Linked DNA regions of Homo sapiens: region 1 is linked to region 2. Evidence: chromatin loops called from intact Hi-C (ENCODE). Cell type or tissue: endothelial cell of umbilical vein. All regions are shown on one strand. Each heading gives the region's core, and the rest is flanking DNA. Links, peaks and the distances in the headings are about the cores only. Region 1 has its middle 100 kb from the start of LINC01680. Region 2 overlaps LINC01720 (long intergenic non-protein coding RNA 1720).

What was found. A loop is a pair of places that touch in the nucleus more often than their neighbours do. Peaks named below come from ENCODE experiments on the same cell type or tissue, not always from the same donor. Only the 100,000 strongest peaks of a DNase experiment are listed, where the experiment ranks them.
Region 1: a loop joins it to region 2, with 8 times the contacts of the local background. A loop is called at or near these places in 3 of 110 quality-filtered maps.

What each region holds. Positions count from the first base shown.
Region 1 is chr1:191,122,920-191,130,382 of GRCh38, reverse strand. No RefSeq gene overlaps it. Among named protein-coding and RNA genes, the nearest start is that of LINC01680, 100 kb to the left of the region's middle. In endothelial cell of umbilical vein, for the core only: a CTCF peak has its summit at 3,347 (motif pointing right); no DNase peak of the experiment used is centred there.
Region 2 is chr1:190,751,500-190,758,962 of GRCh38, reverse strand. The region is part of intron 2 of LINC01720 (long intergenic non-protein coding RNA 1720); the gene reads right to left. Among named protein-coding and RNA genes, the nearest start is that of LINC01720, 130 kb to the right of the region's middle. In endothelial cell of umbilical vein, for the core only: no CTCF peak of the experiment used is centred there; a DNase peak (open chromatin) is centred at 3,972.

The sequences.
Region 1 (7,463 bases), core at 2,401-4,900, 370 kb before region 2:
AACCCCTTGGGAGAGTCTTTAGGGCTTTCTAGATATAGAATCATGTCATCAGCGAAGAGAGAGAATTTAACTTCTTTTTTCATGTTTAGAAGGCTTTTATTTTTTTATCTTGCCTGACTGCTCTGACTAGCACTACCAGTAGTATGCTGAATAGGAGTAGTGAGAGTGGGTATCCTTTTCTTGTCTCAGTCCTTACATGGAAGAGTTCCAGCTTTTGCTCATTCAGTACGATATTAGATGTGTGTTTATCATGAAGAGCTATTATTTGGAGGTATGTTCCTTAGATGTCTGGTTTTTGAGGGTTTTTATCATGAAGAGATGTTATATTTTTATCAAAAGCTTTCTCTAAATCTGTTGAGATGATCATATAGTTTTTATTTTTAACTCTTTTGTGGTGAATCACAGTTATTGATTTGTATATGTTGAATCAACCTGGCATCTCAGGTATAAAACCTACTTGATCAATCTGAATTAAATTTTTGTTGTGCTGGTGGATTGAGTCTGCTAGTATTTTTTTAGGCTTTTTCATGTATGTTCATTGATATAGGCCTGAAGTTTTCTTTTATCTTTGTGTTTCTGCCTGGTTTCGATATTAGACCAGTGCTGACTTCATAGATTCAGGTAGGGAGAAGTCCCTCCTCCTAGATTTTTTGGAATAGTTTCAGTAAGATTGGTACCAATTCTTTGTATATTTGGTAGAATTTGGCTGTTAATTCCCAGGCTTTTCTTGGTTAGTAGGATTTTTATTATTCTCCCAGTTTTGAAACTTGATATTGGTCTTTGTTTTAATTTGTTCCTGATTCAATATTGGGAGTTTGTGTGTTTCCAGCAGTTTATCCATTTCCTCCAGATTTTCTAGTTTGTTTGCATAGAGGTGTTTATAATAGCCTCTGAGGATCTTTTGTATTTCTGTGGGATCAGTTATAATGTCTTTTTTGTCATTTCTGATTGTGCTTATTTGGATTTATTATTTTTTTCTTTGTTAATTTAGCTAGCAGTCTGTGAATCTTGTTTGTCCTTTCAAATAACCACCTTTTGGTTTCATTGATCTTTTGTATGGACTTTTTAATTTCAATTTTGTTTCTTCTGATAGCTTCAGGGTTGGTTTGTTATTTTTTTCTGGTTTCTCTAGGTGTGATGTTAGATTGTTAATTTGAGATTTTTTCCACTTCTTACTAAAGGTGTTTAGCACTGTAAATTTTCCTCTTAACACTCCTTTAGCTGCATTCCAAAGATTTTCATAAATTTTATCTCTATATTCATTAATTTCAAAGAACCTTTTTATTTCTGCTATAATTTTGTTGCTCAACAAAAAAAAATTCAGAAGCAAGTATTTAGATTTCCATGTATTTTTGCAATTTTGAGATATCTTCTTGGTATTTATTTCTACTTTAATTGCACAGTTTTCCAAAAATATCCTTGATATGATTTTGATTTTTTTGAATTTAATGAGACTTGCTTTATGACCAAACATGTGGTCTGTCTTACAGTATGAGTATGTTCCATGTGCAAATGGGTAGAATGTATAGTCTGTGGTTGTGTGGAGTATTTGCTAGAGGGCTTAGATTCAATTGATTGAATGTTAAATTTAAGTTGAGAATTTCTTTGTTATTTTTCTGACTCAGTGATCTGTTTAATGCTGTCAGTTGGGTGCTGAAGTCCCCTACTATGACTGTGTAGCTGTCTAAGTCTTTCTGTAGGTAAAGAATAACTTTCATGAATCTGAGCGATGAATGTTGGGTGTGTATATATTTAGGACAGTTAAGACATCTTGTGAATTAAACCCTTTATTAGTATGTAATATTCTTCCCTGCCCTTCTTGATTGTTGTTGATCGAAAGTCTGTTTTACCTGATAATAGAATAAGAACTCCTGCTCATTTTTGTTTTCGGTTTCCATGGTAGATCTCTCTCCATCCCTTTTTTTTGAGCCTATGTATATTGTTACATGTCAGATAGGTATCTTGAAGGCAGCAGACAATTGAGTCTTGTCTTTTTATCTAGATTGCCACTCTATGCCATTTAACTGGGGCATTTAGGCCATTTACCTTAGGATTGGTGTTGATATATGAGATTTTGATCCTGTCGATATATGAGATTTTGATCCTGTCATGTTGTTGTTAGCTGGTTGTTTTGTCAATTGGATAGTGTAGTTATTTTATAGTGTCCGTTTTTGTTATAGCAGGTATCATTCTTTTGTTTCCATGTTTGGTACTCCCTTAACAACCTTTTATAAGGCTGGTCTAGTGGTAATGAATTCCCTTAATATATGCTTGTCTGGAAGACATTTTATTTTGTCTTCACTTATTAATCTTAGTTTGGCAGAATATGAAAATTATTGCTTAGATTATTTTTTCTTTAAGAGTGCTGAAAACAGAGTCCTAATCTCCCTCCTATGGTTTGTAGATCTTCTGCTGAGAGGTCTGCTGCTAGCCTGATGGTGTCCCTTTGTAGGTGACCTGATTCCTCTCTATAGTTGCCTTTGATTTTTTCTTTCATGTTGATTTTTGTGAATCTGATCACTATGTACCTTCAGGATGGTCTTCTTATATTGTTTCTCACAGGGGTTCTCTGTATTTCTTGAATTTTCATGACAAACTCTCAAGTGAGATTGGAAAAATTTCCATGGATTATAGTCTCAAAAGCGTTTCTCAAGTTAATTACCCTCTCTCCTTCTCTCTCTGGAATGCCAATGAGTTGTAGGTTTTGTCTCTTTACATAATCTCATATTTGTGAGAGGTTTTATTTATTTTTAATTTCTTTTAAAAATGTTTTGTCTTACCAAGTTGATTTGAAGAACTAGTCTTCAAGCTCTGAGATATTTTCTTCACTTTGGTCTATTCTCCTGTTAATGCTTCTGACTGTATTATGAATTTCCTGTAGTTAATATTTCAATCCAGAAGTTCAGTTTGGTCCTTTCTTAAAATGGCTATTTCACCTTTCAGCTCTAGGATCATTTTAGTGGATTCCTTGGATAACTTGGATTGTGTTTCGAATTTTTACTGTATTTTTATTAGCTTCTTTGACACCTAGATTCTGAATTCTTTGTCATTTCAATCATTTCAATCTGGTTAAGCACCATTGCTGGGAAGCTGGTGCACTTGTTCGGAGGTAAAGAGACATTTGACTTTTTGAATTGTCAGCATTCTTGTGCTGATCCCTTTTCATCTGAGAGGACTAGTGGTCCTTTTCCTGTGATGTAAGTCAAATATAGTCAGTTGGCTTCATTTTTGTGTGCTTTCAGTGGGCCAAAGCTCTGTAGAGAATTTTCTTGTAACTGGATTCTTGACCTGGTTTAAACAGGTGATTATTTATTGGCTGAATTTTTTGTTGCCATTTGGGATGCAATCCAGGAGATGGCGCTTAAGTGTAATGGCCAGCAGATAGGCTCTTACATTGCCTCATGGCTCTTCTGTATTTCTTTATTTAATTTTTATTTATTTATTTATTTATTTATTTGAGACGGAGTCTCGCTGCCTCCCAGGCTAGACTGCAGTGGCGCGATCTTGGCTCACTGCAAGCTCCGCCCCCCGGGTTCACGCCATTCTCCTGCCTCAGCCTCCCGAGTAGCTGAGACTACAAGTGCCCGCCACCACGCCCGGCTAATTTTTTTTTATTTTTTTAATTTTTTTTTTTATTTTTAGTAGAGACGGGGTTTCACCATGTTCGCCAAGATGGTCTCCATCTCCTGAGCTTGGGATCTGCCCGCCTCAGCCTCCCAAAGTGCTGGGATTACAGGCGTGGCTCTTTTGTATTTCAAAGCATTAGCGACAGTGTTCTGTGGTGGTGGTTGGGGGGCTCTGACCCCCACCAGGTCTGCTCCTGGACCTTGGAGGAGCCCCCTCCAATCACTGGCACTGCACCCACATTTCCTTTGTTAGCCGTTCCAGGCCATGAGGCTCCCTTTATCAGAGGCCAACTGGCGAACAGGCTATAACCTTCCTAGAGCAGCCCTGTGGAGGGAGGCATACCCTGCTCCTGCACCTGCCCATTTCACCCTTCTCAGTGTTCAGAAAGTGGGAGCTCCTCCTCAACTTGAGCATTGGCAACAGATCTCCACTTGGCACTCCTGAGCCACCTGCTACAGCCCTTGGGCTTTGGGACCAGCCTACCAAATCCACCTTCCAGTCCTTTGGGGTTGGACCCTGGCTGCACTGTGGGATCTGAAGTGCTCCTCAGCTGCTGCCAACAAAGCACCCATGCTGTGCAGTGGTGGTTGTGCTGTGCACATGCTCCTGTGGGAGCGGCCAGGCAGTGGTCTTAGGAGGGGCTGGCAGTCAGGAGGGCCTGAAGAACAGACGTGTCCCTGTCCCACTGGAAAGTCGGCCCTGCTGTCTTTTGGTCTGACAGTCAGTGGGGTTGGAGCTGCTCAGGAAGATGGGGAGCCTTGGGGGATAGGCATCTTTGGCCACATTCCACTGTAACTTCCCCATGCACAAAAGCCCCTAGGCTCCATGAAACTTCGAACTCTGCCTCTGCCTCCCCTCCAGGCAGATCCCCTAACCAGTTGAAATATCTTGGGAGGGCATGGAATTTCCTATAGCTAGAGTCCCAGAGATCTGTGGTGAGAGTGGGCTGCCCTGCCATCCCTTCTCTCACTCTTTCCCTAGGGTCAGGGCTGGGAACTAGCCCTGAAGTTTAGCAACGCCATGCAGAGTTCCTGGCTTCCTCCCTCTTCAGCCTCGGCTTCTGTATGGACTCTCAGTTTTTCACTCTGAAGAAATCTGTTCAAAGTATGTTGATTTACTCGATATTTGTGTTTCTCTCCGTGAGAGCAGCACTTCCTGGCTGGGTCTAGTTGGCTATTTTGTCTCTCTCCCTAACAATATTTTTTGGAGCATCTGAGTGAGTCCTTGAAACAATGTTAAAAGCACTTTCTCTAAGCAAATCACCTATGAGAAGTTCTCATAGCTGAGGATGGGGTTGGGAGAAGGCAGAGAGACTACATTTACTTGATTAAAATCAGAGTACCAGGAATTTATTCCCTTTTTTGAGTACCAAAAGCATTAATTCATCATTTCTTCATGTAACTAATATCCCTTGACTGAGAATATATTAAATAAGATAAATTGCCATAGATATTAGGCGATATAATTAAGGGAGCTTTGGTCTTTGCCTTAAGGAGTTCAACCTACTAGAGAATATTACTATAAAAATGGATGAAAGATCAGGCAATGCACATAGACATCATGTGTGCAGTGGTGGCTAGTAGACAGAGTGATGAGCTCTGCTCATTAGAGCAGGATGGGAGTGGTGAGGAGAAAGAGACTAATTGAAGTGGTGCTTGAGAACTGAGTAAAAATAGTTAAATTGACTAATAATATTACAAGTAGAGGAAAATGTTTTGTAAAAGACATCTTGAATGTACGGTGTTGTGTTTAATGATCTGTCCATAGGTCACAATGAAAAGCATAAAAGAAGAAAGGAATAGGTGGGTGATACTTGAAGGTAATCACTCTGAAGTGACTAGTTGTAGCAGTTACGATGACATGTTAAAGGTTTCTGAGTGTTCTCTTCAAATGATATGAACCCATTGGGTAATTTTAATCAAATTATTATTTTATGAGACATGGGTTCTGGAAATATTGTTCTTGGTGGTTTTATGGATGGTGAGAATGAGGGCTTTGTTAGGTCCTGTGGGAGGAATGAATGGCCAGTTGGGAATAAAATCATTGTGGTGGCAGGAACAAGAATATAAAGAGTCTAAATTAAAGCATTAGCAATGTTGTGCTGGATGGATGCAGTCAACAATAACAAAAACATCAATTCATAATATTCTCCTGTCTCTCTCACTCTCTTTCTCCCCTTCTCTTTCCAAAACATTACAGAAAAACCCAGCAGGATTATTGACTTTTAAAAAGTTGCCATTATTTTGAATTCCTTCCACTGTCTTATATAGGTAGAACAATAAGGATTTCGACATAAACACAATTTTCAAGAATCTCTTATATTAGTTCATTAACTATAGTGCTACAAAAATTCTATTAAGTTATAAACATCCCAACAGTAGTCGGACTTTCCTTTCAAATTTCAATTGATTTTTGCAATTGCATGTTTAATCTATTTCTATCAAGGTGATATCTACTATATTGTTCAGCTCAGTAAAAAGACCACTGCACATCATCAGGGTAGCCAAATTATATTTTGCCACAATTTCTTAGTAGTTCTAGAAAACATCCTATTAATTTGTTATACTTTATATTAATATCTGTATAATTATGATTGCCACAATTTCCCAAAATGGGTTTCCACAATGTGTCAGATACATCTTCCTGATTTTCTGGAGCTATATTTCCTTCTTTATTCCTTATTTTTTTCTTTATAGCTATTAACTAAGAAAATCCATTTGTCATTATGTGTATCAGTATAGTAAAACTATAAAAAGTTGCTTCCTCCTTATTACTAGATAAGAAATATTATCTGCATGGCATGATGGTACACACCTGTTATCCCAGCTACTCTGGAGGCTGAGATGGGAGGATCATTTTAGTTGAGGAGTTTGAGATCAGCATGGAAAACATAGCAAGACCCTGTCTCAAAAAAAAAAAAGAGGAAAGAGACAAAGAAAGACGAAAGAAAGAAAAAGAAAGGAAGGAAGGAAGGAAGGAAGGAAGGAAGGGCTGGGTGTGGTTACTCATGCCTGTAATCCCAGCACTTTGGGAGGCCTAGGTGGGTGGATCACAAGGTCAGGAGATCGAGACCATCCTGGCTAACACAGTGAAACCCCGTCTCTACTAAAAATACAAAAAATTAGCCAGGTGTGGTGGTGGGTGCCTGTAGTCCTAGCTACTCGGGAGGCTGAGGCAGGAGAATGGTGTGAACCTGGGAGGCGGAGCTTGCAGTGAGCCCGAGATCCCACCACTACCCTCCAGCCTGGGGGACAGAGCAAGACTCCATTTCAAAAAAAAAAAAAAAGAAAGAAAGAAAAGAAGAAAGACATAAAAAAAGAGAGAGAAAGAAAGAAAGAAAAGAAAAGAGAAGAGAAGAAAGAAAGGGAAGGAAGGAAGGAAGGTTCTTTATGTTCTAAATTAAATGGATTAAATGGAAATTACTTTTTTAAAATCCAAGTTCCTTCTAAACAATCTTAAATTGTGCATTTGCTTTTACCAATTTCTGCTCTCCAAAATCTGTAGGAAGGAACTAGCATTTATTTGGTACTTCACAAACATATCACACAATGATATGGTTTGGCTGTGTCCCCACTCAGATCCCATCTTGAATCATAGCTCCCAGAATTCCCTCATGTTGTGGGAAGGAACTGGTTGGAGATAATTGAATCATGGGGGCCGTTCCCCTAAACTGTTCTTATGGTAGTGAATAAGTCTCATGAGATTTGATGGTTTTATAAGGGGAATCTCCTTTTTCTTTGCTCTAATTCTCTTTTCTTGTCTGCCACCATGTGACACATGCCTCTTGCCTTCTGCCATGATTATGAGGCCTCCCTAGCCACATGGAGCTGTGAGTC
Region 2 (7,463 bases), core at 3,018-5,517:
GAACCAAGGAAAGTAAACAAAGTTACGTTGAATACTTCTGCCTTAAAAGTTGTCATTAAAAAATGATTAGATAGATCAGTAGGGGGACTAGAGTTAACATTAATCTATTGTACATTTCAAAATAGTTAGAAGAGAATTTAAGTTTTCCTAGCTTTAAGAAAAGGTAAATATTGAAGTTGATGGATATCCCAATAACTCTGATTCCATCTTTACATATTATAAGAATGTGTCACCTAATCACATGTACCCCCAAAATATGTACATTTATTATCAATACAAACTTATAAAAATGAATAAATAAAAACAACTTTAAAATAAGCAATTGATAGACTTTTCAAAGGAATTTTTTCAAGATGAGGTATTCAATAAACATCACGTGTTCCTTAAATCTATAAGGTACAGATTGACAGAGGTTTTTGTATCTCAGAAAAAGACATACACAAATTATAGTCTGACACTACATTGAAAATAATATTGGCTGTGAAATCTGATGTATATTTGCAATGGAAATAACATTTTGATATTGGCAATGTTGTGAAACAAAAACATATCATATCTGTTCTCTAGCAAAGCCTCTCTACTCATCGAGAACAGGTATTGTATGTTCTCTCAATATTTTTGTCAATTTGTCCTAAATCCTAATCTAGATTACAGAGAGACTTTGTGGCACAGAAATTAAATCTGGCAATGTCTGAGTATAATTTTAAAAAAATCTCATACATAAATGAGGCAAAGACTTTCCTAGTGTATTTTTTTCTTTGATATTTCCCCCAGTTTGCTTAAACTGGCTCCTTATAGATATATTCCATGCAATGAGCACTTTATTTCTCTACAATGAGCATTTATCTTATGTCTTTATTCTTTCCCAGAGCTGAAATTAGTAGTGTGTACCATTCTCTAGTGTCGAAATTTCACTTCACATAAAACAGTTAAAAGTAGACATCCTAAAATGGAGAAGTAACACAGCAAAGAGTTATGAACATGGAAAAGAGTATTTCCTAATAACATTTGGTAAGTTTTTTCCCAATTGAAAACAACCAAAGCCTTTTTTTCTTCACAATTTGCTTGGAAAATATAGCTTGTTAATTAATTTGGCAATTACTTTTCAATCCTCTACTATAACACTCTAGAAGAGACACATAATATAAGCCACATATATGAATCACATATGTAATTGTATATGTTTTAGTAGCCACTTTAAAGATACATGTTTTAAAACAGGTAAAATTAATCTGAATTATATATTTTTGTTTAACATGAAATATTACCATTTTAACATGCACTCAATACAAAAATTATTACTGCGCTATTTTACTTTTTTTTGTATAAAGGCTTTGAAATTGTGCATTTACACTTCCATCTTAATCTTGATTAGGCATATTTCACTTCAAGTGGTCAATATGCTTTCTTGGACAAAAGTAGCCATGGTTGGACCAGAGTTAACAAGAAAGAAATTGGCAGAGAAAGAAATGAACATGACAGGCAGAGGCTAGATCGTGCAGAGTTCCATGGATCACATAAGGTGTTTGGATTTTATTCTGAGCATGACAAGAAAAAGTTAGCAGGTAAAGAAGAGAAGACTGATATGATGACTTGATTAGTCTGACTGCCATGTGCCTGTTTGACTGGAGTAGAAGATTGTAAATGTGATGGCAAAGAAATCAGTGAATTAATGCTATCTATAACACAAAGAGTCATCACTGTGGCTTCAAAATGATATGGCATCTCAAGAATCAAGCTACAGTTTGTAAATTAGGATTCCTAGCTTGGTTGTTCACAAATAAAAACATAGTTTCATGTATCATTACAAGTGTTACTGTATTAGTTAGGGTTCTCTAAAGGGACAGAACTAATAGGATATATGTGTAATATGAAAGAGAGTTTATTAAGGAGAATTGACTCAAACGATCACAAGGTAAAGTCCCTCCATAGGCCATCTGCAAGTTGAGGAGCAAGGAAGCCAGTGGTGATTCAAACCTCAAAAGTAGAGAAGCCTACAGTGCAGCCTTCTGTCTGTGGCCAAGGCCCAAGAGATCCTGGTAAACCACTGGCGTAAATTTCAAAAATCCAAAAACTGAAGAACTAGGAGTCTGATGTTTGAGGGCAGGAAGCATCCAGCATCGGGGAAAGATGAAGGCTGGAAGACCCAGCAAGTCTTCTCTTCCATCTTCTCCTGTCTGCTTTATTCTAGCCACCCTGGCAGCTGATTAGATGGTGCCCACCCTGACTGAGAATGGGTCTGTCTCTCCCAGTCCACTGACTCAAATGTTAATCTCCTTAACAACACCCTTACAAACATGCCCAGGAACAATACTTTCCATTCTTTGATCCAATCAAGTTGACATTCAATATTAACCATCAATATTACATATTCTTCTATTTCAAAAACTTAATAACACTTCTTATAAAAATTAAATTTTCTTTCAATCTCATTGTATAGTAGCTTTGGAAAATCCATATACAAGGCCAAATTATAACATTTTATAGACAACTTCTATGAAATATATAGATAGATGTTACTAAAATAAAATTGTAGCCATATTTATCTTATGAAAAGCACTTATTAAAATTTTTAATATTTTTCCAAACCTGTATACATGGTGTACAAGTGGTGTTAAATTATATTAATGCAATTTATAACATCAACATGTATGTTCAATTTGTTTCTGATTCTCTATTAACCCTGTAAACTGGGCAAAAATCTAAATCATTTTTCTTATTTTCCTGCACAAACATTATTCAAATGCTTGCTTCTTTCTGTAAATAATTTTAAATAAATTGGCCCACAAAACAAGAATTTGAATCCTAGTTTTAACACATAGTACTTATCCCTGTTATAATAAACATCTAACGTAATCATGGAGTATATGAGATAAAGAATTTTTTTTAGAAAAGGCTTGGAACATACTGTTTTAATGATAATTATATAACCATCAAGTTAATAATGCATAACTGACTAGCAAGTGATATGGATAATTTTAAAAAATAATATACTAGTGAATATAATGTAAAATAAAAAATGATTGTTGAGTGATATGGAGAGAAACATCTTAGAGTCAACAATTTACCTTAAAAATTCTGGTATATAAAAACTGAAAATGAACTTCTGTGATGATTAAATTTTGTGTCATCCAGATTGGTTTAAGAACAGGATGTTTACATATTTGATCAAACATGATTTCTGGGTGTGTCTGTGAGGGTGTTTCTGATAAGATTAGCATTTGAATCAGTGGACCGAGTATAGGAGTATAGTAGATTGTCGTTCTCAATGTGGGTGGAAATCATCTAATCTGAATAGATCAAAAAGGCAAAAGAGGTATAATGTGTTGTCTCTGCCTGTTTGAGCTTAGTCATTGGTCTTCTTCCACCCTTGGATTGGGACTTACACCACCATCAGCACTCATAGTAATTAGGACTTTATACTCAGACTGGAACTGCACCATCAGCTTTCCTGAGTCTTCAGCCCACAGACAACAGATTATTGTACTTCTCAGTCTCTATAAATGCATTAGCAAATTCATTATAATGAATCTTTGTAGATAAATAGACATACATACACATATGTGCTTGTGTATCTATACACATATATACACATATATGTACATAAACAAATACATACACACAGAGGGAGGGAATGAAATTTATAAGATATATAGATCCTGTTGGCTTTGTTTCTCTTGAGAACCCTAACTAGTACAGTTGTCTAAAAATTTTCTTCAGAAAAAGAATCTCTTGTAGAATAATAGGATTATAAAATTATAATCATATATGTGTCAATAATTCAAACATATGTATGTAAATAATATTTGAACATGTAGGCCTATATTTTCCCCAAATATACACATATACACAAATCTATGTTTCCACAAATTCTTCTCCAGAAGAGTTATCAAATATTCCAGTAGAAACTCTTCTTGATTCAATAAACTAACAAGCAATAGACTTTTCTGGGCATAGTTCCAAGTAAGTATGATAATGCTGATTTGAAAGATGAAGCCCTCTTGTGGAAAGACAGCTATATACTCATATATTTCCCAATGCCTCATGGAAAGGAAAAAATATCCTAAACATATCTCTTACTGTACTCATTAAATAGTGTGAAACGATTAGGGTAAATCATCATTCACACTGCACCTCACTTTGTTTGGCTTTGTTTATAGAATCTATTTAGAAGCTCTTGGAGAAAACATTTGCCAAATTTTTAATCACTTATCAAATTCCTAGCAAGTAGAGTGCTTTCAAATGCTAACAATCTATAAACATAGTTATAAAAAACAAACAAAATGATATAGAATCAAACTGACAACTGGATAAGCACTTCAGCTGCATTTGTTGGAATTATTCCCACTCTCAAATGCTTTCAACTTGAAAAAAAAAAAAAGCACTCTTCCCTTTTATTTGAGCTACTGAGCTAGAAAGGCCAGTCGTCTTAATATCTTACAATATCTTAAAGACTGAAGAATAATAACTGATAGAATTTGGCAGAAAATAATGCTTCTAATTTAACATATTTAGGAACCAATTGCCAGAGTAACAATTTAGAATGAGCATATAAAAATCGGAATTGCGACAACTGTAATTGGAAAAATTGTGTGTGCAAAAACTCACTAAAAAGTGATTACTTATATTAATCTACATTTACAGATCTATTTCTATAATTTTAATTATATGAGTATCATATAAGTGCACTGAAATAAAAACAAAACAAGCAAAGAACAATCATTTACACTTATGCATGAGCTTAAAAATAACAAGGAAATTGTGTATCATGAGATTATATATTATTTTCTATTTTGATTTTTGATAATATATTTTGATCCATTTTTGATGATTATGTGGTTATCACATGTTTTGCTCATTTCCTGATGATTATGAAGAATTTCACCCTATTGATTTTCACTATATTCTACTATATTCAGGATCATTTAATCATCATAATTTTGAATAAACATAGAAATGAAAATGTTGTCATGGTGTTTTGTAGAGAAGAAATAAACAATCATTAAAGGAGAATTTCATGGCAATTCTCTTTGGAAAATGAGAGAGTTCTAGATATGAATGATGTCCCTAAAAATGTATAGTCTCTTATGAAAATGGAAACATGTTTCAGAGAGCAATTATACCAATTTTGATCTATATTGTTTATTAATTATGTAATAAAGACTAAACATACAATCAAATACAGTAAAAGTACATATAAAAATAAACATTTAAATTATATTTCATGTAGTTTCATAAATCTCCCAGAACATAAGGAACACTGTAGATATCTTTACATACATTTAATGCAATTCCCAGAAACTATGATATATTTATATATGTGAAAGAGCAAATATGAAATGCACCATATATATTTTGATGGAACGTCAACTATGATCAACCTAGCTACAGTCTAGGGAGGCATTAGTAAATTTAGAATTCAGAACACCAAAATCGGATGGTATTTTTAACTTTGTGTTTTAACCCCTGTTCCAGTTGTGCCCTCAAACAGCTGAAAAATATTACAGGTTTAGGCTAGAATCCAAAGGAGCAAATTCTTAATCATAGATTTGGTGCTCAAAAGAAGCAGAAAAATTTTTCTTTTTCATTGAGATCACATTTAGAACAAGCCTGAGACCCCTTTGAATAAGTATCCAAACATGCCTGTCTCTTTTGTCTCTAACACCTATATTTCCCTTCTCCCTATTTTAGATTCCTGCATTCCCCCTGTTCCACACTTTTTGGTGTTTACATTGGTAGAGCTCAGTTTCAGTCCCTGAGTAAGTCTGAATAAAGTTAACAATTAAAAAAATAAATGTTTAACTACTATAACCATTATTTCTAAGATAATTACACATATTTTCTGATAAAAATCTACAATCATATGTAGCATGCCATCTAATGATGGATATTTCTAAAGATAAATGCAATAGTCATACTATCTGCAACAAATAAGAGTGGCTAAATATGTAGAGGAAGAAACTGATATATTCCTAGAGGCCTAGGAAATAGTCCTTAAAATAACTTTTCTGATGAACATTCAATCTATATATTCTGTTTGCATATATAATTACAAAATTTTCAAGATAAAGCTTTTATTTTTATATATTTTTAAACTCATCAAATATTTTATAGATAGCTATTACGATTTAGAATGAAGTGCTAGAAAAAATATTGACACAACATGGCACAGTATTTCTTGATACTGTCCAAATATAGACATACATTTCCACTGGTCTTAAATTTCCTACCAGTTGGTTCCACCTTAGGAATTTCAAACTGATTAAAGGGAGGAGCACAGTATTTCTTGAAATGTGGTGAGAATAAGAATTGGCACTGGGCAGGAGAAAAGTGTTGATATCACCATAGGAAGTATTTCACCTGCAATCACGAAATGTGAGCCTGTGGTATGTTAGGTATGGCTGAGATATTTGAGTTTTCGAGGATGAACAGATGGGAAATTTTTTTTTAAAAAATGTGGCAGAAGGGTACTGCACACATTCCTAATTTGGGGAAAATACTAAGATTATGGTTGTAAAAAGATGTATATATGTTTTTCTTTATATGAATCTATATATGAATCTCGATTCAGATTTTAAAATAAAACACTTCAATTTTTCCAAAGAATCTGCTGACTATATAAAATGTTGTCTCAGATCTAGACATTACTATTCACAGAGAATGATCCTCCTTACTAAATCCACAGATTGCTCTTCTGTCTAGTGAATATTCACCCTGCTAGCATGCAATATGAACCTTTCTAACTTTGCTTGACTATTGCTCCGCTGAACTACCAAGTCTTAGAATGTCAGTAAAGAGGAGCAATTTGTCCATATCTAGATCACTGAAGACATACTCAAAGGAAAACCAGGTATCGATATGGCAATTTTTTCTTACATTTGCTTCTAAACTCCATGACAGATAAAACTGATTTATCTGTCATGGAGTTTAGAAGCAAATGTAAGAAAAAATTGCCATATTGAAAACCTAGCCAGAATTGTTAGGTGACATTAGAAATTAGATTGAACTGCTGTAAAAACAAGGATTATTAGTCTCTATAGGCTCTGGGGATTCTCAGTGTTCTTATTTTCCAACTGGATGGCACAATTAGCTTCTGGATGAATAATACATAATTATATGTTGCAACCAACCCTGACACTTACTGTCCTATCCCTAGAATTGACACACCATTAGTAACTTTGGGAATTACTAGAAAACAACTTATCTATGGATTTATGTAAGCAGTTTGGCAGCAGCCTTGCATGACAATCCAGCGAAAATAAAATGGGTATATCAAATGTAATGCCCATGCCAAATAGAATGTCCTTTAACTAATGACATTCATAATTTTTTCCAAAGGTGAGTTAATAATTTAGAAGGGCTTAGAGAACTTCCTTTAAATTTTACTAGTGAGGGTTATGTTCAGCTAATTTTATATAAACATGAACTACTGTTTACGTTAGTGGTGGCAAAATTTACAAAGT